3 separate regions of the Mus musculus genome follow, and regions 1 and 3 are each linked to region 2. The links are chromatin loops, found by intact Hi-C in ENCODE. Cell type or tissue: heart. All regions are shown on one strand. Region 1 holds the start of Neat1 (nuclear paraspeckle assembly transcript 1 (non-protein coding)). Region 2 holds the start of Pcnx3 (pecanex homolog 3). Region 3 holds the start of Scyl1 (SCY1-like 1 (S. cerevisiae)).

Region 1 (8,000 bases), 160 kb after region 2:
GGAAGCACGGAACCTAGGCAAAGTCCAGAGAGGGCACTGCTATCTGAAAAATAAAGTTGTGATTAATGTGGCCCCAAGACTTGCGCCTTCAATCTCCATGGTCCCCGCCTGGCAGACCTGACAGTAAAAACAACTTGTCTCTGCAGCCTCCTCCGGCCTCCCCTCGCACCCCGAAGTGGGTGCAGACAGGCCACACCCAAATTACATACCACCCTGGGCCAGAGCTGTCCGCCCAGCGAAGCTAAGTCCACCTTCCATAAGACCAGGCCTCATCCCCAGGTGGGTTCACAACCCCTTATCTGGAAAAAAAGGGGTCTGCTGGTTTTGTCAAGATCAAAGGCGACCTCCACTACGCACCTAGTCCTGCCCCACTGCCTGTCCTCTATGATTTCCGGGGCCTTCAAGGGCCCCCAGTCCACCCGTCTCCATCAACTGCTGCTCTGCCACTCAAGTTAGGACACTGCCCCCATGTAGGCCTGTGAAACTTGTGCCCTCCTGGACGTCAAGTGCCAGCAGACAGCAGGGATAGCCTGGTCTTGAAAGCTGCTGGTTCTTTGTGGATTGTTAAAGGCGCTTTGGAAGCTGCCTTCCACACGTCCACTGTCCCAAAATCTAGTCTCCTTTATACTTAGCCCCGCTTCTCCTCGCACCCCCATCCTAGTGGCTGCCTCTAATTCTGCCACCTCTCTCATCTGAGCCCTGAACTGGCCACTGCCTCCCCACCACTAGCCCCAAGAGCGAGCCCTCCTTGTCACTAACTCCTACAGGTGGAGGTTACAACTTTTGCTTTTATACTCTTGTGTCGCGTCACCCAAACACTGCTAAACGGAACGATTCCTCCACGGGCACTTAAAAAAAAGTTCCTCCCCGACCTAGCCACAGAGCCAAAGGAGCCCACGAGGGGCGGGTCATGGCCTCCGTCAACCGCCACTCCCTCAGATTGCTCAATGATCCTTTTCTGCTCCTAGCGGTGCGTCACAGGATGAAGGGCATATCCAAAGATGATATTTGGGCGGTGAACACCACCGGGGATAAGTAAGTCCCCTTTGCTGCTGAAGGGTAGGGTCAGCTGTTGGGGAAGAGGGTCACACCGAATGTCAGCGCTGAAGGAAAAGTACACGGGTCGCCTCAGGTCACCACGCCCCGACGAGGTCCGAAAGTAGGGCCGGCAGAAAGCCTGGAAAATTCCACTCGGTGGCGGAGGGATCTCTGCGGTGGCGCGTCAGGCGGTAGGGGTGGGGGGGTTGGGGCGGGACCGGGCGCGTGACTTCTCGGGCGTTGCCGCCGCCTGCTCGCAGGGTGACGTCAGTGCGGGCAGCAGCAGGGTGGGGGTGGGGAAGAACTATCCCAGCAGCTTGGGTGGAATGCTTAATTGCGTCTAAGGTTAATTAAATTGCGGGAAAGGTGGTTGCAAGCTATGATAAAGCAAGACTTTTGTATGGTACACATGCATATAGAATGAATGTGTGTATGTAATGTTTATGGTTGAAGAGCGCCCAGTACAGTTAAGTGATTTTAGAAAACATTTTTGCTTTTGGGTGTGGTATAGTGAGAAAAAATATTTTTAAGCTGCATTTCTCTGCGACAGTGTATGGTGGAGTTCAAGGCGTGGGTTTAATGACCACTGGGGGAGCCAGGCTGGCTGTCTACTTGGGGTGGGGTCCAGCACAGGTCCAAAAGCAAACGTTGTCCACAAACAAGGGCTTAGTGAGGGTTTTGAAAAGGGGAATTGTCACCGCCCATGTCAGTGAGGAGCTCGGACAGTCTGACAACCCCCCACCCCCACCCCACCCCGCCATGAAGCATCTACTCAGCTCTTCTGCCACCTGCCTCCACATCCCCCCCCCCCCATACTCCCCAAAATAAAAAAGCTGGTTCAAGCACGCAGAATGAAAAAGGCAGCTGGCAGAATTAACTGCCCGGAAGTCTCCTCCCAGGCTCGACACCCACTCTACAAACAAAACCACCCAGTGACAACAGGCTCCCTTAGCAACCCGGAGGAGGGAAGGAGGGGGTTGTTTTCCGGCCTCTAGCATATGGAATCTGCAAGCAAGGCCCGGCCTAGACTGCACCCTCCCGTTCCCGGAAAACTGGTGACTCTCTCTCTCATGTGACCAGCACAGAGGGTGATTATGTGGCAAGTGCTGGCTTGCTCACCGGTTCTTATGCCACGTAGATTCCTGCGCCTCACCCTTCTCCAAGGGCTAACCTAATCAGCCTTTTATTTATCTTTCTTTCTTTTTAATTCCAGAAAGGGTCTCATTTTGTCTCATACTGGCCTGTACTTCTTGGCTCATCCTCCTGCCTCAACCTTTTTAGTGCTGGGATTACATTACCACTATGTCCGCCTGGCATCAGTTCCAAGTGTCGGTGGTGGGTGGCGGTGACTGCCTGCAAGAACAGGGAGTTGCTTGTTAAAATGTTCTAGAATGCCAGGAGGCGGCTATGAAAGCAGGAGGGAGGGAGGGGCTCCCTGTGGCGGGCCTAGCCTGTGGAGTCAGTCTTTTCTGACTTTGAGGTGCTTAGGCAATTGTTCAACCACCTTCAATTTCCCTTCATATTATTCTTCAGTCCCAGGAACAGCTTTTGAGACTTTTTTTTTTTTGAATTAGTAGGAACAGGGTTAATTGGTAACACACCAAGCCTAGGGCTGTGTAAAGCTAGGTCGCCTGGTCACGCACAGATGAAGCATTTGTGTGCTCACAAGTCTGCAGCAGCCCAGGGACTGTCTCCAGTTCTCAAGGGCAAGATGGCAGTGTCAGAGGCTCCTGGCCTTCAAGGACAGTTTTCTTTGGAAACAATGTATTTGAGGGGAGAGGTGAGGAGGCCTTAGGGCCGAGGCTGTGCCCACCCTTCGCTGGTGGACATACCCAGAGTTTCTTCCTTCACACAGAGGACCTCCATCCCACTGAAGGACTAGGGCAGAGCAGCAACTCCCCCAATCAAAAAAGCTGTTCCAGGAGATTGTGGTAAACAGGTCTGTGGGTGGGGCTGAGGGGTGACAGCCAGAGGAGCCTGCCTGGTTTCTAAGGCATGCCCCTTCCCAGCTATGGGATTCTGGGATGGAGGGCAAAGAGCAAAATGGGGTTCTCTTTGTGATGTCCGATTAAAGGGGGAGCACGCTCCAATTTCTTTCTCAGGGACCTGGCAGCCCCCCACTGGCCTCATCTTCTTTGGAAGTCAGCTCAGCCCTGTTGTTTCCAGACCCAGGCAGACTCAGAATTTCCTACAAAATCTCTTGGAATAGAGAGAAGGGACGAAGTGCCCTAAAGGCAGGGCCATGCCAGTATTGCTACCACAAGAGAATATTCTGGAACTCCAGCCCCCATCCTCCATGGATCCAGTTTCTAGGCTGTAGTGTTTTTAGGTTCCCTTGTGCTTCTCCTGGTGCCAGAGGCCCCTCTGCCCGGGCTCCTTCACACTGAGCCCTGAGACATGCGGGTCAGGAAACTGCACAGTCACTGCGCATTGGCAGGAAGCCTTCCCATCCGCACTCACTGCCCTGGCAGGAGCTGGAACCGATAAAGAAGCCCTGCCCCAAATTTGCCAGGCTCTTCTGGTGGGAAGGGGCCCATCTCTCACCCTTCCCCCACTGTTGCAAAAATCTGGAAGTGAACTCTTTTTATGAAAACAGATCTCACCCAGTGGCTCCCTGTCTCCCTACAATCATAAGCTCTTGTAGGCCAGGGCTGCAAAGTCACCTCTCAAGGGAGCTCTAGCAATAAGTCAGTCTGTCCCATCCCTCCCCCAACTTGATTTGTGGGGGCAGGGTTTCTGTCTAGTGTGTCCTAGATCTCTGAGCCCACAGCTCTGGCAAGACGTGGGCACCAGCGTGGATGACTTCAGCTTATATTTTCTAAAGGTCACTCTGAATCCTGCGGGCTCTTGGTAAATATTTGTGGACTGACTCAAACAAGGAGCTCAGCTCTGCTGCAGTGCATGTGAGCCCGAGGACTGGGGTGGTGGCGGCGGCGGCGGGTCGGAGGGTGCTCTGAGGACCAGATGTAAGCAGAAGGGATTTGAGGGGGTGTCCTCAGACAGCAGGAGGGTGCTCAGGTGTGGACCCCTGCCTTTCCTGGGCATTAGGTGGGCTCTGTGTGCTTCTTGTCTCAGAAGCCTTTGGCTGGTGTCCTGGGCGTGTGAAGAACTTCAGCCAGACTTCAGGCCGTGACTTGCAGAATGCAACAGAGATGGTATCAGCCCCCATCCAAAGCTCCCAGGGCTGTGTTTCTGATTTATCCCCGTACTTTGCTGAGCACTTAGCCTGGCCCTGGCCCTAGGGTCTTGGATTCCCGGCTTCTTTGTCCCTCCCCTTCCCGGACCTTTCCCTGAGCTCACCTTTCTGACACCATTTCCTCTTTTCTCAGCCCCCAGTTCTCTGTGCCCAGAGGTGCTCTGGCAGGAGGTAGGAACTGTAGCCCAGCAGACAGGCTTCGTTTACCCTGGGGGTTCAGTAACCTCCATGACCCCTCTGGTGCTTGCTCACAAACGGCCCTGCTTCCTATAGTCCTTGAATTGCATGTCCTTTCCCAGCCTCCCCCCTAGGAACCAGTTCCTGTAGGGCCATCTGCTGGTGTCGTATTTCCCTTCCCCCTCCTCTGGGACCAGCACACAGGTCACTCTTCAATGAGAACATCCTCAGGCTAGGACCTGCTTGCCACCACAGGGACCCCAGCTTGCTCCACACGGGCTCACTAGGCTGTCCTTGAGCCTTCTACAACCTGGCTTTGGTCTGAGTGCCATCCTTGAGCAATCACAGAGGTTGGCCCGGCTTCTGCCAGCTGCACAGTGGGTGGCGTGACACCCCCTTGCTGATCTTGACCTTGTATAGGAGGGCCGTGCTCATTGGCTTAGGGTGTCTGTGACCATTACTGAAACCACCCAAATGCCTGTGACCTGGCAGGTGGCAGGAAACCGAGAGGTCTTAGAGACCTCTTTAGTCTTTCTGTTGTAAATCGTATTTATGTAAAATAATTTAAACTGGGACCAAGCTCCGAGGTATTTAATCCCAGCACTCAGGAGACAGAGGCAGGCAAATCTCTGTGAGTTTGAAGCCAGCCTGGTCTGCAGAACAAGTTCTAAGACAGCAGGGGCTACAAGGAGAACCCCTGTTTTTGTTAAGGGGGAGGGTCAACGGGTTCTCTAGTACTAGGGTGCTTATGCAGCAGTCACGGGGCCCTGGGCTTGCTCCCAGGCATTAAAAGGACAGAAGACTAGGTGAGGGCTCGGTGAGTGGGGAATGAGGGCAGCTGGGAAGAGGAAGGTGCGCAGTGCAAGGCCAGGGGCTGAGACAGCAGCTTCCGTGGGAACCGGGTGGAACACATGAGGTGACTGTCCTCAAGCCCTGCCCACCTCTGGATTTCCCCAAACAGTCCTCCTGGCTTTGAACATTGGGACTGAGTTGACATTTTACAGAAAAACAAACAGTTTCCAAAGCAGAATCCATTTCATGGTCCTGGATCCTGGGGTTCTCATATACCTGGAACCCAGGGGCACGGGGAAGGTTCTGGCCATCAAGAGTGCATGTTCTTGAGTAGGGCTTCTGTCCCTGGAGGTACATTCCGTTCCAGGCGCCACAACTGGGCTGGGCCGGGCCTCAAGTGCTGACTCACGATGCCTGCAGCCCAACAGAAAGAGAGGGCTCAGCTGCCCCCTGCTGGTCACAGCTGGACCTGCTGTTCTGCAGGCTCAGAAATGACTCTCCACCCCTAGGCACTGGACTTGGGGGTGGGGGGAAGGATCTGAACCCAGGTACAGTCCTGGACTGGGTGGAGTGCCAGAGACTTCTGAAGGGCTTCCCAGTCAGGGACAAGGACGGGTAGTGAGAATCTGCCCTGAGATTTACTCTTCCCTCGGGTCCAGGCTGCTCTGGTTTGCAAGGCTCCATCCAGGTCAAACTCAGGCTTTCCTCATGGCCTCTCGGTTCCAGTTACCTTAAAGCTATCACCCCAGAACTCAGGAGGCTGACAGAACCAAGGGTTTAAGGCGAGTATTGGTAACTTATCGAGACCCCCATCTCAAAAGTAAGGGACAGGAGCTGGAGAGATGGCTCAGTGCACTGGCTGCTCTTCCAGAGGTCCTGGATTCAATTCCCAGCAACCTCATGGTGGCTCACAACCATCTGTAATAGAACCGATGCCCTCTTCTGGTGTGTCTAAAGACAGGGACAGTGTACTCACATATATGAAGTAAATAAATAAATCTTAAATAATGAAAAAGACATGTGGCTCCCTTCCTCTGAAAACAGTGAGACTGAACCTGCAACCTCTGGTCTTTATTCCATAGGGCCAAAGCTCCAAACATCGCTGCTGCCACAGCTTGCAGTGGGGGAAGTACAGGTTCCTCCCAGACAGAAGTGAGCCCAAGTCTTCCCAGACCTGGTTCCTATGGAGACCTGGAGACCGGTCCCCAGGAGCTACCAGATGAGATTTTACTGGGGTGAAGACCTGAGGCTATACCATGGGCACACAGGACACGTGTGGTTACCATACTCTGGCTATTCCATATTATAACCATTCCAAAGTGTGCTAGGTGATGATTTTATTAAGTCCAGTGATAGGAAAGACTGGGAACACTCAAGACATTTATTTAGTAAAACAGTGCTCTGTCCTAGAGGGTTAAGGCACATGTGGTAATTAAAAAACTCAAAGGCTCAAATGGAAATGTAGAGTTTGTGTACCTGTGCACACGCATCTGGGCCCCTCACATAATGATCTGAAGCCATCAACAGCAGTCAAGATGACCTAAAGGTTGCCAAGAGTGGGCTGGTAGCTCAGGGAACACACAAGGCTCCTAAAGGGTTAACTACAGTGGCAGGTGACATCATCTTACAGACAATGCCTTATAGTGAGGTCAGCCTTTTCTTTCTCTCTGCTGCCAAAACTTCTGGAGCTCACTGGCAGGCAAACTGGTTTCATTTTCAGAGATGATGGTTTCCATTTCTGTGGCTTTCCACCAAGAAGACAAAGCTAAGCTATGTCTCTGGGATCCAGTGGGGATTCCCAGGGAGTACAAAGGGCTTAAGGGCCAGGACAGCTCCACTCCCAGAACTAGCTCTTCCCAGGAGCAGTCAAGGCTGCCAGGGGTGCAGAGCTGGGGACAGATAGGCCTTTGCGATGTCCTTCGGAGAGAGGTGGCTTGAGCCGCTGTGGCTGGCCTCAGGGAATCCCACAGTGCAGTGCAATTCGGAGTTGCCACGCCCCAGGCTTTATCAGCTCAGAGCACAGGAGACAAGGCAAAATCTAACCCTTAAACCCAGATCACAGGAAAACAAAGGAACTGGTTGGTATGGGACAGCCAATCCAGCCCAGGGACATGTAAGGGCTTTTCCTATGTGCAGCATGGAACCGGTTCCTAGGAGAGCCACCATTCAGCACAGAGACATCAGTAAAGGCCAACAAGAAAGGGGTTAGCCTGCAGAGGTGCCCTCCAGTTCCAACATAACTTAGGGGAAAAGGTGGCAGCCTGGCCGGCCAGCATGGTGGAATGTCAGCAGAAGGAATGCAAGATAAAGTCACCAAGGGCCCATGACCGAAGGCAAACACTGAACTTGCAGGTCCCAAGCTCTGCCTTCAGTCACCTGCCATCGGAACCGCCAGCAGTCCCTCCAGAGGGAAGACCAGTGCACTTGGGGAAGAGCAGGAGGGCAGCAGGGTTTGTCAGCTGCCAGCCTGGAGCAGAGGAAGAGGCAGGCTGTAGAAAGGGCTGGAGCACAGCTCTACCCACACCAGGCTCAGGGAAGGCTTGGATGTCAGTTTTCCATGGTCTGAAACTCCAGCAGACCCTGCACAGCACCCCACCCAGGCCCACAGCATCTGAGACGAGTGTGGCCTGGCCCTGCCTAGGGCTGTGCCTGGTTGTGTCTAGGGCACCCAGATGTCCTCCTGCTGCTGGCCGTGGCTTCCCTCAGCTCTGCTCCAGGCTGTCGTCGGTGGGCTGCACCACGGTGTAGCTTCCCTGGCTGGAGGAGAGCTGTCGGCTGAAGAAGGAGGTGGTTCGCT
Region 2 (8,000 bases):
CACCCAGCCCAGAACAGCAGCCACCTACCTCTGAGGGGCCCAGAATCCTCCATCCGGGGCAGCAACTCCTGATAAGACAGGGGAGAGAGAACGAATAAACAAGCGGGGCGAGCGAGGAGCAGGCTGGGAGCAGGCCCACACCAGGGGCTGACTCCGAGGAGCAGGCTGGGAGCAGGCCCACACCAGGGGCTGACTCCCAGGAGCAGGCTGGGAGCAGGCCCACACCAGGGGCTGACTCCCAGGAGCAGGCTGGGAGCAGACCCACACCAGGGGCTGACTCCGAGGAGCAGGCTGGGAGCAGGCCCACACCAGGGGCTGACTCCCAGGAGCAGGCTGGGAGCAGGCCCACACCAGGGGCTGACTCCCAGGAGCAGGCTGGGAGCAGGCCCACACCAGGGGCTGACTCCGAGGAGCAGGCTGGGAGCAGGCCCACACCAGGGGCTGACTCCCAGGAGCAGGCTGGGAGCAGGCCCACACCAGGGGCTGACTCCCAGGACAGCGGCGAGGGGAGCCTACTCACCGAAACCTGGTTGAAGCCAAACACAGAATGCTGGGAACTGCAGCGTACAGGGGGCGTGGAGCTCACCTTCCGGAACACCGTCATCTCCACACCAGGGTCCCTGCAAACAGGAAGAAGAGCTGAGCAGAAGCTCTCAGCTGTGCTCTCTTTACGGTTTCTTCTCGCCATCCGTAACACCCCTTCCTCCTCAAGACTCCCTTCGACTGCTTTAACCCTGACTACAGCAAGTACTTAGAGCCATTGTCCCCTCAGCCTTCTCTATCCTCCAAGACACAGCCACAATCCCAAGCACAGAGAAAGGACAATCCCTGACACAGCCCACAGCCACTCACCTTGGGAGACTGCTCTCCCCCTGGGCAGCCTCTTCTTCCTGCTCCCCCATGGTAGAGTTGCGTTTCTCCACAATCTCGCCCTGGTCGAACATGGCATGCAGGCGATAGTTCACAGTCTTGATGGTAGCAAAGATGACAGCTACCACCAGGCAGTACACTCCAGCCACCATCAGGCTGGGGGGCAGGACCTGGAGATGACAGTTAAGTTGGATCCTTTCTCACAAAACCCTTGCTCCCTTGAGGGTGTACCTGCCACCACTGTAAAGAACTAGGATTCATCGGTTTACAAAACTTCATCACCCCTTCATGCAACAGTACAAAGAGCCCTGTTAGGGGTAGCCCTCTGTTTAACCGGGTAGATTAAATGAGGCGCTCAAGGTCACTCCATGCAGAAAAGACTTGGTCTTTCCTCTATATAAAACCAAAGTAAACTCTACAGTGAACTCTACAGTGACTCGCTTCACTCCACGCCCCAGGACTCAAGATGCCCATCCCTCCAGACTACACTCCCTCTCGCCATAGTTACAGGTGGTGGCAGCCTCTCACCATGTACAGCAAGAAGGGAAAGATGAGCAAGAAGATCCAGACATAGAGATGGAAGCAGTTGGAGAAGGTGCTCTGATGCGGATCGAAGAACCATCCCCCAGTGAGCGAGGCCCACACCCCCTGGCGCAGGATCTGCAACACCTGAGACCCCATGGCCCAGCCGCTGCTGCGCACGCCCTCCTCCCGGGACCCTCATGGGGGCGGCCCCCGGCCCATGCCCCGCTGGCGCCCGAGGGTCCCGGGGTCCGACTTAGATTTCACGCCATGGCCTCCCCCAGACGGGGGAGGGGATTGGTAGGGTGAGGGCACAGGCAGGGGGCGGGGCCGGCCCAGGCAGTCAGCGGATCAGGCCGGGATACTGGGGTGGGACTGCATCAGAGGCGGGGCCTGGGCCCCCTCCGGTGGCCCAGAACTGTTGTAAAGCGCCGAGCCTGAAAGCAGGCGCAGGGCAAGGGCTGGGCACCCGTCGGCGGCATCCAGAGGTGGGCGTGGAATAGGTGCTCTCGGAGTGCCAGTGATAGGTCCCTTGGCTCCGGACCGGAGAAATCCTTGGGACCCTGAGGTCCACTTCCGGGGTCGCAGGTCACTCGCTTGGGGCTCTGCGTTCGCCCCGCTTCTACCGGTGCCGGCGCAAAGGGGAGGCCGGAAGAAGGAGCCGCGAGCTGCCAGCCTGCACTGGCGCATGCGCCCGTTAGAACCTGTTGGGACCCGGAAAAGGAAAACCTGGCGGCAGAAGTGCGCAAGCGCGGAGAAGTAGCGAAGTGACGGGATGCAGAGGTATCTTAGGCGCGCGCGCAGTCAAATTCTAGAGCCACCAAAATATGGGACGGCCGGGTGAGTCGCCATTGGGTAACGACTTGATGACTGGCGCAAAGCTTTTCCAATGCGTTACAGGAGGCGGGGAAAAGCTGGAGAATGGGACTCCTCACGGCTACTTCCAGTTTGCGTTACCGGGTCACACCCCCGACTTGGGCCGCCTCTCCTTAGTGCGAGACCGTAAATCATGGTTGTCGCTTGGCTTACGCCTCTACTTCCGGGTCAGAGCTTAGCCGAAGCAGAGAGTGATCCTGATCAGGCCTGAGTAGTCGAACAGGATGACATAGGCTTTCTTAAAGTAACAGACACAGGACAAGTGATGAACTAACGAAGAGGTTGTTGAAGGCCCTTCAACTCTGAATCTAATCCCGGGCAAAGTTCTGAACGACAGTTTCAGGTTTTTGCCTCTCGGGTGAAAGGAAGATAATTTTAAATGGTTCCAAGAGCTTCAAGTGTAAGCCGATTTTGAAGTCCCAAACTTCTCTGTTCACATCCCCCTCTAGCACTGAAAAGCAGGGTATCTTGTTATTTCATATATGGAAAGAACGAATCTTAAAGAGCTCTGCAACTTCGTAGCCAAGACCAGATTTTGGTTTTGAGGCAATCACAAGGGTGATTTGGCTGATGAGAATTCAGACACAAGGATTCTTCTCTGTCTTTGCAGAGATCCACTTCGACCGTGAGCAGAGGAGCACCTAACGTAAGGCTTAGAGTTGTGCCGGTGTGTTTGGGGGCGGGGGAGGCGGGAGGAACTACCTGGCCCGCCTTCTACCTCTCTTGGCCAACCTCCCCGGGAACTCCCGTGCACAGCTGCCGGGAGCCTCCGGGAGGGGAGCGGTGCAACCCGCCCACGTCATCTGATGCTGTTTCCTGCAGGAGGGAGAAGAGCGGAAAAAAGTGAAACTCCACCCTCCACCTCTGCCTCCCGCCCCCGGGGCCAAAGTACAAAGGGAGGAGGAAGAAGGGACCGGGGTCGGAGCTGTCGGGGCCCAAGGCACTAGCCCAAGAAGAGGTAGCTTCGGCTCAACTGGGGACTTTCTCTTACCTCTTGTGCCTGGAGACAACAACCAGAGTCCGGGCGCTGACCCTGGCAGGCCCCACCTTACGGTAGGCGGGCGCTGAAGCCAGGTTCCCAGGACTACTTCGGAACTGAGGGACTCTGCTGCTCCAATTCAGCCATGGTGAGGCGCCGGAGGCCAGTGGGCCCCACCCCTCCAGCCTGACCACACTGCCCTTGGTGCCCTCCTCCAAAAGCCCGAGATGCGGGGGGCCGGGAGGCGACACTCCTGGCTCCCCAGAGAGGCGTGGGTCTGGGGCTGAGGGCCAGGGCCCGGATGCCCAGGTTCCGGCTCTAGGGCCTCACAAGCCAGCGGGGGTGGATACCACGGGCACCCGAAGAAGGTCCCCCACACATTCCAACGCCGGCTCCCTGCCATGGAGCCCTTGAAGAACCTCTTCCTCAAGAGCCCGCTGGGGTCATGGAACGGCAGTGGCAGTGGGGGCGGCGGGGGTACCGGTGGAGTCCGGCCGGAGGGGTCTCCGAAGGCAACAGCAGCTTATGCCAATCCTGTCTGGACAGCCCTGTTCGACTATGAGCCCAATGGGCAGGACGAACTAGCCCTGAGGAAGGGCGACCGTGTGGAGGTGCTGTCCAGGGATGCAGCCATCTCAGGAGATGAGGGCTGGTGGGCGGGCCAGGTGGGTGGCCAGGTGGGCATTTTTCCATCCAACTATGTATCTCGGGGTGGAGGCCCACCCCCCTGTGAGGTGGCCAGCTTCCAGGAGCTGCGACTGGAGGAGGTGATCGGCATCGGTGGCTTCGGCAAGGTCTACCGTGGCAGCTGGCGAGGGGAGCTGGTGGCTGTGAAGGCAGCCCGACAGGACCCTGATGAGGACATCAGTGTAACAGCTGAGAGTGTTCGACAGGAGGCCCGGCTTTTTGCCATGCTGGCCCATCCCAACATCATTGCCCTCAAAGCTGTGTGCCTGGAGGAGCCAAACCTATGCCTGGTGATGGAGTATGCAGCTGGTGGGCCTCTTAGCCGGGCCCTGGCTGGTCGGCGTGTGCCCCCCCATGTGCTGGTCAACTGGGCTGTGCAGATTGCCCGAGGAATGCACTACCTGCACTGTGAGGCTCTGGTGCCTGTGATACACCGAGACCTGAAGTCCAACAACAGTGAGTTTCCAGGGGCATGAAGCATGGGCACGGGGAGGCTCGGAGCACGGCCCAGCCGAGGCCCAGGTGCACACGTCTCCTAGCTCAGCTGAGCCTAGTTAGGGAGATGCTGGCCTCACAAGCTCCTTCCTGAGAGGAGTATTAGATGTCCAGGGAATACCCGTGGCCTATCAGTGACCCCCAAAACAGGAATCCCCGGAACCTGGCAGAGTTCTGCCTCTGTCCTGGGAGTCCCTAGTCCCAGTCTTCAGCTGAAGTTTTGACAAGTTTTCAAAACTGAGCTCTCTCAGGCGGCCCTTCAGCACCCTGCTTTACCGTGGTCACCACCTCAGGGAAGTCTTCTGGAAGCTGCTCCTCCAGCCTTCCCCTTCCGAGATTTACAAACGTGGTGTTGCTTCCCTCCCTCTCCCATAGGCAGCTCCTTCAGGACAGAGATCTCAGCAGGGAAGACCCTCCTCCCTGCTCAGAGACTAAGGCTGTTCCATCCCACTCTTTCCTGCCTACATGTTCTCCGGCCGATTATTTCACCTCAGAACCTCAGTTTCAGCCTCCCTAGAATGGGAACAATGAGACCAGAGCAGCTTAAGGACCTTCAGAAGCCCTGACCCAGGATGCCCAGCAAGCAGGGGTCCCCCAGGCCAGGGATGCAAATATGAAGGGAGACTCCATCTCTCACTATCTCGGACTCCCATTCGCTGCCTGTCATAGGCCCAGGAAAAATTGGTGACAGGTTCAGACAGCTTCCTGAAGTGGGCAGGCTTCAAGCCAGTCCAAAACAGGCAGCACTTAGTGAAGTACTTGGTTGGGTGGGTGTCTGGGCAGGGCCTGACCACAGTGCAGGCTCAGAGGCAGAGGTCAGCAATGTGGAGACAGCGGGACCTGGGTCTGCTGGAGCAGAGGGCATGGGCTGGGGACAGTAGGAAATGTAGTGGACATGGTCCTGCGTGACAGGAGAGTGCAGAGATTCTTAGGGGCATCAGCACGGACATTTTGAGCATCTTGGCCTCAGCTACTGTAAAACAGGGGCCAAAGGAAAGCAGCAGCAGAGCCAGGGGACCCAGTTCCATGTCAGCTGACCACCCCCTATCATCTAAGAGCAGAATGGGTGGGCCCAAGGCATATAGGGACCCCCACACATGCTCCCTCCACTAGCCTGAGGGGGATTCCCCGAAGGCCCAGGGGGTGGGGGCTCCTGTCTTCTGTTTTTCCTCCGTTCTCCTTCCAGAAAAAAATGGAACAATAGTCCAGGCCCCTGCTCCCCACCCTCCACACCGCTTCCTGTGTTTCCTGCTGCCCCTGGGCTGGCTTCCTGCCCCAGCTCCAGCTCTGTTCCCTCCCTGGCCCAGCTGCCTGCAAGGGAGGAAAGAGCTGGGGGTGGAGGGGTTTCGGGAGAGGAAGGAGCCAGGGATTGCCCCCCTCCAGGCCCTAGTTCCCCTGTTTCCCTCTCAGAGTCTGGGTGTTGGTGAAGGGCAGGCAAGGTGCCCTCAGCCTCTGAGCCTGGCATCCAACCTTGCAGACCCAGTCCTAGGCCCGAGTTGCTGTCTGTGGGATTGGGGTGGGGGGAGTCCCTGGGCTGGGGTGGGGGGGAATCAGGCAGGAAACAATGGCATGATTTTCCTGGACAATGGGGGCCTTGTGAGGAGGCCTGGCCTCGAGAGAAGGGGGAATTCTCCAGGCCCACGAGTCACAGGACTGACCAGCCAGCCGGCCTGGACCTGACCTCCCCCAATTTGCCCCCAAAGAATACCCCCCCCAAGTTGGCCCAGGCCTCCTAGAAAGGAGAAGTAGGGACCATGAGAGGAAAGCGGAAGAGGTGTGAGCTGGCCAGGCTACTCCCTAGCCTGACAAAGGCCAGGAGGGGGTGGGGGGACAGTAAGGAGACGGCTGGGAAGCTGCCCCAAGCTTTGAGCTCTGCAGCTTTTCTGAGTGGCCCCTGACCTCCCAGGCCCAAGGTCTCCATCGAGCATCACAACAATAACTTAGGACCCAGGCAGGATGCAAAACAAGCTGGAGGAGAAGCTGAGGACGCAGAGGTGAGGTGCCTACAAAACCCAGAGCGGAGACGGAGGTAGCAGAATGGCTGCAGATAGAGGCCTGAGACACCAAGTGCTGCCTCTTACCAGAATTCAGATTCCACAACGAGAAAAGAGGCAGGTTGGCTCCCTGCCTAAGAACACGATGCAGAATGTGCTCTGCCCGTCTGTGGGCAACCATGTGTGCTAGAGACCAGGCTGGAGGCAGGAGCAAGTCCTCAGTGGAGGGTGGGTCCTGGCTCCGGAAAGAACCTGTGCTCTCTCCCATCCTGCCCCAGCCTGTTGTGGTTCCTCCTGAGATGAGCTTGCACAGGCCTAACAACGGGTCCCTGCTGCCTTTGGCAGGCTGACCTGGGGCTGGAGGGCGGAAGTTAGGATTAAGGGTGGAGAGCAAGAGTGGGCTCTGACAGACGTGAGCACAGGATCTCTATGCCGAAAGACATTGAGAAGAGTTCTGCCACACGTCAGGCCCAGGCTAAAGGCTTTTCAATGTCTGAACTGGTCTAAGACTCCTGGACAACCTGTGAGGTACATTTGCCTTATCGGAGCCAGACTCACTCCCAGTGCAAAAGAGGAGTAGGAGGAGTCAACACCATTCCCTGAACTAGGAGAAACTGGAAGGAAGTCTGCCAGGAGTGGGGGCAGAGAAGAGCCACGCAGGGCATGTTGACAGTGGGTAGAGCGCATCATTGCTGTCTTGCCATGTAAGAGGGGGCAGGAGTCTGGAGTGGATGGAGGCAGCCCAGAGGTGGCAGCGTCTGTGTCTGCGCTCGAAGAGCACCAGAACTGAAGCATTCAGAGGGAAACAGAGTCACGAACAAGAGGACCTGGGAACGGATGGTGTGGGTAGGGGTCAGGCCTTAATGCCAAATCACCCGGGAAACGGGTTCTGGCTTCAGGCCTTTGAAGATAAAACCTGGTGTGATTCCTCCTCCAAGAAGCCCTTCCTGGCTCACCTGGCCACATAGATGCCCTCCCCCCTTCCTCACGCTCAGTACCTATCCTGTCCCATTGCAGCCCTGACTGATAGCCTGTAAGAGAGCTGGGGGTGTGCCTGCCACATGCTCAAAACAGAAGGCACTGCTCACCACTGATGGGCCCTTGAGGATTCAGACGTGGTCCCCTGCTACTCTGCTGCTCACTTGAACTGTTTTTATCCTGGCAAGATTTTGCTAAGATGTTGCCTCTCTTTTTCTGAGATTGGTAGCCACACTTGGACCAAAGCTAAGTGTGACCCCTGCCAAGTGTGACCAGAACCTTCACCTCCCTCTCTCTTTACACCCAACTCCTGCTGTAGACGTCTTCTGAAGTCTTCTGCTGTGAGAGGTTGTGATGGTCACAGTGCTGTGACCTCCTGGAGGAGATCTTTGCTCTTTAAGGGCTTCCCTCCCCGTTCCCTGGCCTAAGTTCCGATTCATACTCCTGCCTCAGCAGAGTGACAAGACACTCAATGGATTCTCTTGCTTGCTCGCTCACTCTGTGTGTGTGTGTGTGTGTGTGTGTGTGTGTGTGTGTGTGTGTGTTTCAAGACAGGGATTCTCTGCGTAGCCCTGGCTCTCCTGAAACTCCATTTGTAG
Region 3 (8,000 bases), 80 kb after region 2:
GACTCTTCAGTGTAAATTGGCATAACAGCTCTACCACCGCTCTGAGCGTTCAACCAGAAAATGCTCATAAAAGCTGCCAGCGAGCCAGGTCTGACCACCCACACCATGGCCAGCACTAAGGAGGCGAAGGCAGGAAGACCGAGAGCTGGAGGCCAGCCTAGGCAACACAAGATCAAGGCCAGCCTGGGCTATAGAGCTAGAGTCTTCTAGTGACTGTTTTTGCTGTATCCCTGTCACTTAACCTATAAGGTAATCAACCACTAGAGAGCAAACCCCTTCATCTGCGTGTCCTTTGCTGTTCACAAGAACCCACACGAGGAAACTGAAGCTCGAAGTGAAGGATCTTACTTGGCTCCTTGCCCTGGCCTGGTTGATACACAGGGTGCAGTTTCTGGAGAGCCATAGAAAAAGTCAGGAAATAGGCACATGGTCTTCTACCAGACCTGGGCCAAACCAGGCTTGACAGTCATTAGTCTTTCTAATACTACCACCCTGAGGCTATAATACCCACAACACAAACTCCCTGAGCACAGACTGAAAACTAAAGCATCCACTCATAGTATCTTAAATAGCCCTCTCCGCACTGTTACAAGGTAGGAAAGCACATACAGGCAAGCTGAAACACAGACAGAAAGGGAGCTTGGTAAAGACGGCTAAGAAGTAACCAGCACCCCTCTGTGACTTTGCAGGACAATGCTGTCACTTGCCCATTACAAAGGAAGACAAGGAGAGTTAAAGGTCCCACGGCTGGTCACGGTGGCACATGGTGGCACGTGCCTTCCAAGCACTGGGGAGACCAAGGCAGGATGGAGGACTCAAGGCCATCCTGGGATGCATAGTGAGGCCTTGCCACGGGAAGAAGAAAATCAACTATCTGGGTAGTCATTACCCAAAGCCCCGTGTCCCGTTTTACTGCCACCCTCAGGAACAGCCTGGCCCAGAAGCAGTGACCCTGGCTGAGGTGCAAAATGCCAAGGAGGCTTGGAGCTATGTAGTCCAATGTGGGAAGCAAGGAGGCAGGGAGGTGACAAGGTTCAAAGAGAGCGAATCACAGCCAAGCCACCCTTCCAGAGAGTCACAGAGGGCTCTCTTCACTCCCACATTCTCCTGGAGATTAGCCAGAATCTGCCCATTTTCTATGGGGCACATTTTCAGGGGACAGGCAGCCTGGCAGAGTCAGTCATGTGAAGAGAACTCCACATAACAACAACAACCAGTACCCCCACACTGCCACACTGGCCAGGAGATATTGGGAATCCCAGCTGCTGCTTCAAGATATAAAACTTTGCTACCAGGCATGGTGAATAATGTCTTTAATCCCAATACTCAGGGAGACAAAGGCAGGAGAATCTCTTCGAGTTCAAGGCCAGCCTGGTCTACATAGTGGGTCTCAGGATAGCCAGGGCTACAGAGTGATACCCTGCTTCAAAAAAAACCAAAAAAACAGAAAAGAAAAAGGAAAGAAGAAAAAAGAAGAGAAGAGAAGAGAAAAAAAGAAAAAAAGAAAAGAAAAGATAAGATAAGATACTGGCCTTCCTGATTCACCCCAACAATGCACCCTGCTCCTCTGAGGTCTGCCACGTCCTGCCCAGCTCCTGATTCTGTGTCCCCTCCATCAGCTAGGTCAGAGCAGAGCCGCAGCCCTTTGTCACTATGTCACTAAGAGCTGCTGGATGCTGTTGACTCCCTTGCACTGACACGGACGCTGAGATTCAAGAGGTGCTCTTCTGTCCCCGGGGACCATCTTTCCCGAGTCACCTTCCAGATGGCTCCTATCTTGAGTCTTTCAGGTCCCGGCACAATTCTCTAAGGGACCCTCAGACATTTTCCTCCCAGCACTAACCCAGGGAGCACAGGTTTGCTCAGAAATATTTCCTGTCTCTCTCCTGTAATGAGAGCTCACAAAGGTGGGGACCTGTTTGTTTGCTCTGTGCTGGGTCCTCGAGGGCAGATCTGACTCTCCTTCCTCCCCAGCACTCTGTGTGGCACCCATGAGGAACAGAGCAGCAATGCAAGTATGAAGTGACTGGTAGGTCATTGCTGAGTGACAGGGGAGTCATCAAACACCTGCCGTGTGCTCACCTGTATACAGCAGCCCGCACTACCCGCCCCCACAACGTGTGGATTCAACAACCAGACAGCAAAATTATCAGGAAAGAAAGCATTGCCGGTACTACATATGTACAGCCTGCCTTTTCCTGCCATAGTTTGCCCAAATATCATGATATAGTAACTATTTACACAGGACGTGTACTACCTAAGGTGCTAGTAAGTTAGCTACCAATAACTTAAAGAATACAGGAGGGGGTGGGGTAATGGCTCAGTGGGTAAAAGTACTTGCTGTACAAAAAGGAGGAACTGAGTTCAAATCCCCAGCACCCATGTAAAAAGCTGGGCATAACTCAACACACCTGTAACCCCAGGGCTATGGAGATGGAGACAGAAGGATCACTGGAAATTACTGCCTCCAGCCTGAGTGAAACCCTAAGTACTGGGGGTCAGGCAGCAAGGGACAGAGCAGGATACCTGATTCCCTCCTCTGGCCTCTGCACATTTGCACATAGGCAAGTCCACATCCTCACACATGCATATATACCACACACACACACACACACAATTATGTAAGGATATAAATTATATGCAAATACTATGCCATCTTACATTGAAGATCAGAACACCTGACAACTCTCAGGCATCCGAAAGCCAATTCCCCACTGTGCTGGTTAGTTCTACACCTAGGAAGATAGGGTCTCAACTGAGAAAATGTCTCTATCAGATTGCCTACAGCCAAATCTGTTGGGGACATTTTTATGATTAGTGATGGATGTGGGAGGATCCAGTCCACTGTGAGCAGTACCACTCTTGGGCAGGTGGTCCTAAGTTATATAAAAAAGCAAACCGGAGTAAGCCAGTGAGCTACATGCTTGTCTCCACACAATCCAAATGTGAGACGCCAAAACATAGGTGAGAGGTCCTGACAAGGAATCCCAGCGTGGACGGGGGCTCACCTGAATCTCCTCCAGGAAGAGGTTGGTCTCAACAAAGCGGTTGCTCATGAAGCCACCGGGTGCCCGGCAGTTCTGCAGGAAGCGGGCCGGGTTGGGACGTACTTTTGGGTTAGCTCCCACCAGTTCACAGTAATGGGTCACCAGGGATTTGGGGATCTGTAAGAGAAGATTCCGTGTCAAGGAAAGAGTAGTGGTGGGTGGCAAGAAAGAAGGGCCTAGGACAGAGGAGGCAGGCAGAGGCTGGGCACTTACCTTCCCAGGGTTGCGCAGGGCAGCTGCCCGAGGTAGAGACCCATTGAAAACTTCCCAGATGAGGCAGCCCAAGCGCCACATGTCTGCTGACCTGCAGTAACCCAGAGCTGTTCAGGGCTCCCTAGAATATGCTAGTGCTGCCTCCAACCTGCTTTAGGTCCCAAGCACCCGCTGCATCCCAGACCCTGGCTGCGTCCCTGAACTGAGCCCTCCGCCCCAAGGAGTTTGTTTCATTAGCCCCATTTAACAAAGACACCAAAGCTCAGAGAAGGACAGACACCTGCCTCCAACACACAGCTTTCAAATCCAGAAGCACCGAACACCCAAACTCTGTCCCTCTTAGCCAACCACCTCCTCCTGAGATCCTGCTTCCCCTGCCAGGCAGGCAGCAAGGGAAGGGGTTTCCCAGCGGGTCTAGGGGTCGCCAGAGTCCAGGAGCCTCAGTGCGGGCAGATCAAGGTACGGTGACCTCGGGCACCCACCACTTCTCTCTGACTGCTCTGCTACTGCTGTCAGCCAGCTCCGGGGGATCATACTGCTCGAGCTCCGGGATCCCCTTGCTGGGTGGTCCCCCGCCGTTGCCCTGTGCCGAGTACATGTAGTCCAGACCCCCAAGTTTCCACTCGCCAGCCCTGTCCACAAACACAGCGGCCATGCAGACATTATTGTGGATGAGGTTGCAGTCGTTGACCAGGAAGCTGAGGGCTTTCACGATCTGGTGTAACCCCCATGACAGCTCCTGCTCCTTCAGGCCACCTGCTTCTGCTCGTGCCTTGAGGTATGTTCCCAGGGGGGTCACAGCCTCTGTCACGATGTGGAGGCACTTTTCTGTCTGAGTAAGAAAAGGGGTATCAGGGCACGGTGCCAGAAGAGGAAGGGAAGATGAGGGGCGTGACAGGGAAAGAGGCAGTGGAGAAGATACCAAATCTGAAGCTACTGAAGCACTTGGGTACAAAGTGAGGGCCTGAGGAGAGTAAGATGGGTAGATCGGGCGACAGGTACCTCCAACCCATCGATATAGGCCAGGATGTTGGGGTGTCGGAGAGTTTTGAGGCGTTTGAAGGCAGCTTTGGCCACCTGGGTCTGCTCTTCAGCTCCCGGTTTCACATCATACACGAAGATGGACACTGCGCTGCCTGTGGCCTGGTGGAGGACAGACAGAGCAACCTGAGAGGCACGGGCCGGGTGATCTCTCCAACCTGCCTGGGCTACAGCAGCTCCGAGCCCATCTCCAAAACAGAAGGGAAGGGACTCCAGCCAGTCTCGCCCTAGGACAGCCCTGAAGGAGCTAGCCAGGCCCACGTGACCCCCGTCCGGTTTGCTTGTCCGTCCCTCGGTCCTTCCGCCCGCCACGTCGTCACTGCTCGCCCCGCTCCCCAGCCCGTTGCCGGGATTCTCGGTCGCCGCCACGTCAGGCCCGGCGCGACACAGCGAAGCCGGCATACATAGTAGGAAAGGCCGAGGTCGGCCGCGGCCTTCGGAGCAGCGCAGTATCTCACCTTTTTGCGGCCTCGGTGCAGGATCCAGGGCCCGGGCGGCCCGCCTTCGGGGGGCTCAGGGCTCAGCTCGAACGGGAAGTCCCGGACCGGGTCCCGGGCAAAGAACCACATCGTCGCCGCCGCCACGGGCTCGGGAGCCTCCACTCCGGGTCCTCCGGCCGCCCGAGCCGGGGCGGGGCGGGGCGAGGGCGGAGCCAGTCTGGTCTATGGGCGGGGTTTGAGTTGGGGCGGAGCTTTAGGGTGGGGCCTTGCGGGAGTGAGGCTGGACTGAAGGCAGACCTCCCTGGGCAGGGCGGAGCGTGACCGGAAGGGTGAGCCAAGATGGTCATCTGAATGCTCCCAACTTGTGGCCTTGTATAGATAGAAAAATTGAGTGTGATAGAGAGTAGTGAGTGCAACCGTTGTAGAATGAAGAGGGGAGGGGTTCAGGAAGTGAGCGTGACAATAGGGCCTATCTAAACCTGGGGGGGCAGGGGTGGAAAGAGATGGGGAGATAGAAAAGAAAGGCTACTAGTGGCAGGCAGTATGATTGGAAAGTAATAGTAGTGAGGAGAATGGTTATTGCTCTCATTTTTTAAGATATATTTATTTTATGTATATGACTACACTGTAGCTGGCTTCAGACACAACAGAAGAGGGCATCGGATTCCATTACAGATGGTTGTGAGCTGCCATGTGGTTGCTGGGAATTGAACACAGGACCTCTGGAAAAGCAGTCAGTGCTCTTAACCCCTGGTCTCTCCAAACTCCAATGGTTATCTCTTAAGCCAAACGCTCCTTCAACAGGCAATGGGCAGATTTGGGGTTCAGCGAGGAATTTAGTTACTACAATAAAGGTACTTGAGACCTTGAGAGTGGGGTTGAGGTGGAGATAGGCAAGGGGTGACACAAATGTCCTGAGAGGTCTGGGAAACTGTTGTTAGAGAAGTATGTCCAAAGTGGACATGGGTGCTGGCCAGAGTCCTGCAGGAGCTTGAAGCTGGGAATGATGTTTGAGTCACTGAGCTGAGCTGGCAGTTGGAACATGGCAAAGCCAGGAATAAACCTTTTCTTCCAGAATGTCTCTCAGCACCCTCTGTTGGCCCACAACCTCCTATAACTCCAGTTTTAGGAGCGCCAATACCCTGTGATAGTTTGTATATGGTTGGCCCAGTGTACTCCTATTAAGAAAATACCTCTGTGATGGTTTGTATATCCTTGGACCAGGGAGTGGCACAATCTGGAGGTGTGACCTAATGGGTGTGTCATTGTAGGTGTGGGTATAAGATCCTCACCCTAGTTGCTTGGAAGTCAGTCTTCCACTAGCAGCCTTTGGATGAAGACATAGAAATCTCAGCTCCTCCTGCGCCATGCCTGCCTGGATACTACCATGCTCCCACCTTGATGATAATGGACTGAACCTCTGAACCTGTAAGCCAGCCCCAATTAAATGTTGTTTTTTATAAGACTTGTCTTGGTCATGGTGTCTGTTCACAGCAGTAAAACCCTGACTAATACAGAAGTTGGTACCAGAAGTGGGGTATTGCTGTGATAGGCCTGACCATGCTTTTATTTGAAAGAATGTGGATTTTGGGACTTTGGATTTGGAAAGCAGTAGAATGCTTTAAATGAGGCTTAATGGGTCATCCTAGTAGGAATATGAAAGATTTTGTTGCTGGGAGTGATTTGAACTGTGTTGACCTGGCCCAAGAGATTTCAAAGGAGAAGATTTTCAGAATGTGGCATTAAGACTGGTTTTGTGGTATTTTGGTGAAGAATGTGGCTACTTTTTGCCCTTGTCTGAAAAGTTTGCCTGAGGCTATTGGTAAGCCTAGTTGGAGTGGAACACCCCAGTGTATTGGAGATGTCAGTACCATGGGATGATTACCAAGAACAGCAGCCATAGTGGAGTGGATCAACCTGAGCTTAGAATGCTACAGAGGGCAGAGCTGGAAAAGTGATGCCAGCCCTTAGGAGGAGTCCAAAAGATCAAGTGGAATCCCAGACACTGAAACAAGAAGCTGTAACATTGAAATTGCCTTGGAGACTCAAAGATGTTAAAGATGCCAGAGCCATGGGATACATGCTGAGGAAAGCTGCTAACAGGGAGTGGAACCAGCCCAGGAGAAAGCAGTTTGTTGCAGTCAACAAAGATGAGAAAGGAGTGGAGATCTGAAGACGGCTTTGACATCAGCCATGGAGATGCAGAGTTTGGAATTTGCCCAGCTGGTTTCCTGCCTTGCTTTGGGGATTACAGTTAATTAAATTGAATGAATCTCTGAAGAAACCTTGAACTTTGGACTTTTAACATTGTTGCAACTGCTATAGACTATGAGGACTTTGAAAGTTGGACTAAATGCATTTTGCATTATGCTATGTTTAAGTATGGCCCCCATAGACTCATGTTTTTGAACAAGTCTATGGGGACCAGGGAGTAGAAAATGATGGTTTGTATATCCTTGGACCAGGGAGTGGCACCATCTGAAGGTGTGGCCTTGTTGGAATAGGTGTGACCTGGTTGGAATGGGTGTGTCATTGTGGGTGTGGGTATAAGATCCTCACCCTAGTTGCTTGGAAGTCAGTCTTCCACTAGCAGCCTTTGGATGAAGACATAGAAATCTCAGCTCCTCCTGTGCCATGCCTGCCTGGATACTGCCATGCTCCCACCTTGATGATAATGGACTGAACCTCTGAACCTGTAAGCCTGCCCCAATTAAATGTTGTTTTTTTATAAGACTTGCCTTGGTCATGGTGTCTGTTCACAGCAGTAAAACCCTGACTAATACATACTTCCATAGGAAAAGTCTGGGCTAGAGAGATGGCTCAGTGGTTGAGAGCACTGACTGCTCTTCCAGAGATCCTAAGTTCAATTCCCAGCAACCACATGGTTACAGTCATCTGTAATGGGATCCAATGCCCTCTTTTGGCATGTTTGAAGAGAGTGACAGTGTACTCACATACGAAAAATAAATAAGTCTTAAAGAAAAAAGGAAAGTCTATAGGAGCTGAAGAGATGACTCAGGGCTTAAGAGGACCCAAGCTCAACTCCTAGCATCCACATAGCAACTCACAACTCTCTGTAGCTCCAGTTCCAGACAGCCTGGTACCCTCACACAGACATACATGGAGGCAAAACATCAGTGCACATAAAAATAAATAGTTTTTAAAAGAAAAGGCTGGCTGGGCAGTGGTGGCGCACACCTTTAATCCCAGCACTTGGGAGGCAGAGGCAGATGGATTTCTGAGTTCAAGGCCAGCCTGG

The links. Peaks named below come from ENCODE experiments on the same cell type or tissue, not always from the same donor. Only the 100,000 strongest peaks of a DNase experiment are listed, where the experiment ranks them.
Region 1: a loop joins it to region 2, with 2.0 times the contacts of the local background. A loop is called at or near these places in 5 of 42 quality-filtered maps.
Region 3: a loop joins it to region 2, with 2.9 times the contacts of the local background. A loop is called at or near these places in 3 of 42 quality-filtered maps.

Annotation. Positions count from the first base shown.
Region 1 is chr19:5,844,716-5,852,715 of GRCm38, forward strand. Frmd8 (FERM domain containing 8) reads right to left here. Exons shown (of 11, transcript NM_026169.4): 11 at 6,259-8,000. The coding sequence ends at 7,906. Neat1 (nuclear paraspeckle assembly transcript 1 (non-protein coding)) reads right to left here and starts at 763. Exons shown (of 1, transcript NR_131212.1): 1 at 1-763. In heart, CTCF peaks have their summits at 912, 1,616 and 4,562 (motif pointing left); DNase peaks (open chromatin) are centred at 936, 2,016, 3,476, 5,596 and 7 weaker places; H3K4me3 peaks cover 6,517 bases; H3K27ac peaks cover 7,447 bases.
Region 2 is chr19:5,686,599-5,694,598 of GRCm38, forward strand. Pcnx3 (pecanex homolog 3) reads right to left here and starts at 2,310. Exons shown (of 35, transcript NM_144868.3): 1 at 1,399-2,310; 2 at 853-1,040; 3 at 521-620; 4 at 29-68. The coding sequence starts at 1,551. It overlaps Map3k11 (mitogen-activated protein kinase kinase kinase 11), which reads left to right and starts at 2,533. Exons shown (of 12, transcript NM_022012.3): 1 at 2,533-2,668; 2 at 2,879-2,914; 3 at 3,091-4,390. The coding sequence starts at 3,649. In heart, CTCF peaks have their summits at 2,131 and 3,387; DNase peaks (open chromatin) are centred at 2,333, 3,113, 5,703, 6,223 and 5 weaker places; H3K4me3 peaks cover 7,013 bases; H3K27ac peaks cover 6,721 bases.
Region 3 is chr19:5,766,461-5,774,460 of GRCm38, forward strand. Scyl1 (SCY1-like 1 (S. cerevisiae)) reads right to left here and starts at 4,959. Exons shown (of 17, transcript NM_023912.3): 1 at 4,760-4,959; 2 at 4,263-4,403; 3 at 3,743-4,092; 4 at 3,261-3,351; 5 at 3,009-3,164. The coding sequence starts at 4,870. In heart, no CTCF peak of the experiment used is centred here; DNase peaks (open chromatin) are centred at 4,011, 4,651 and 4,971; H3K4me3 peaks cover 2,105 bases; H3K27ac peaks cover 1,751 bases.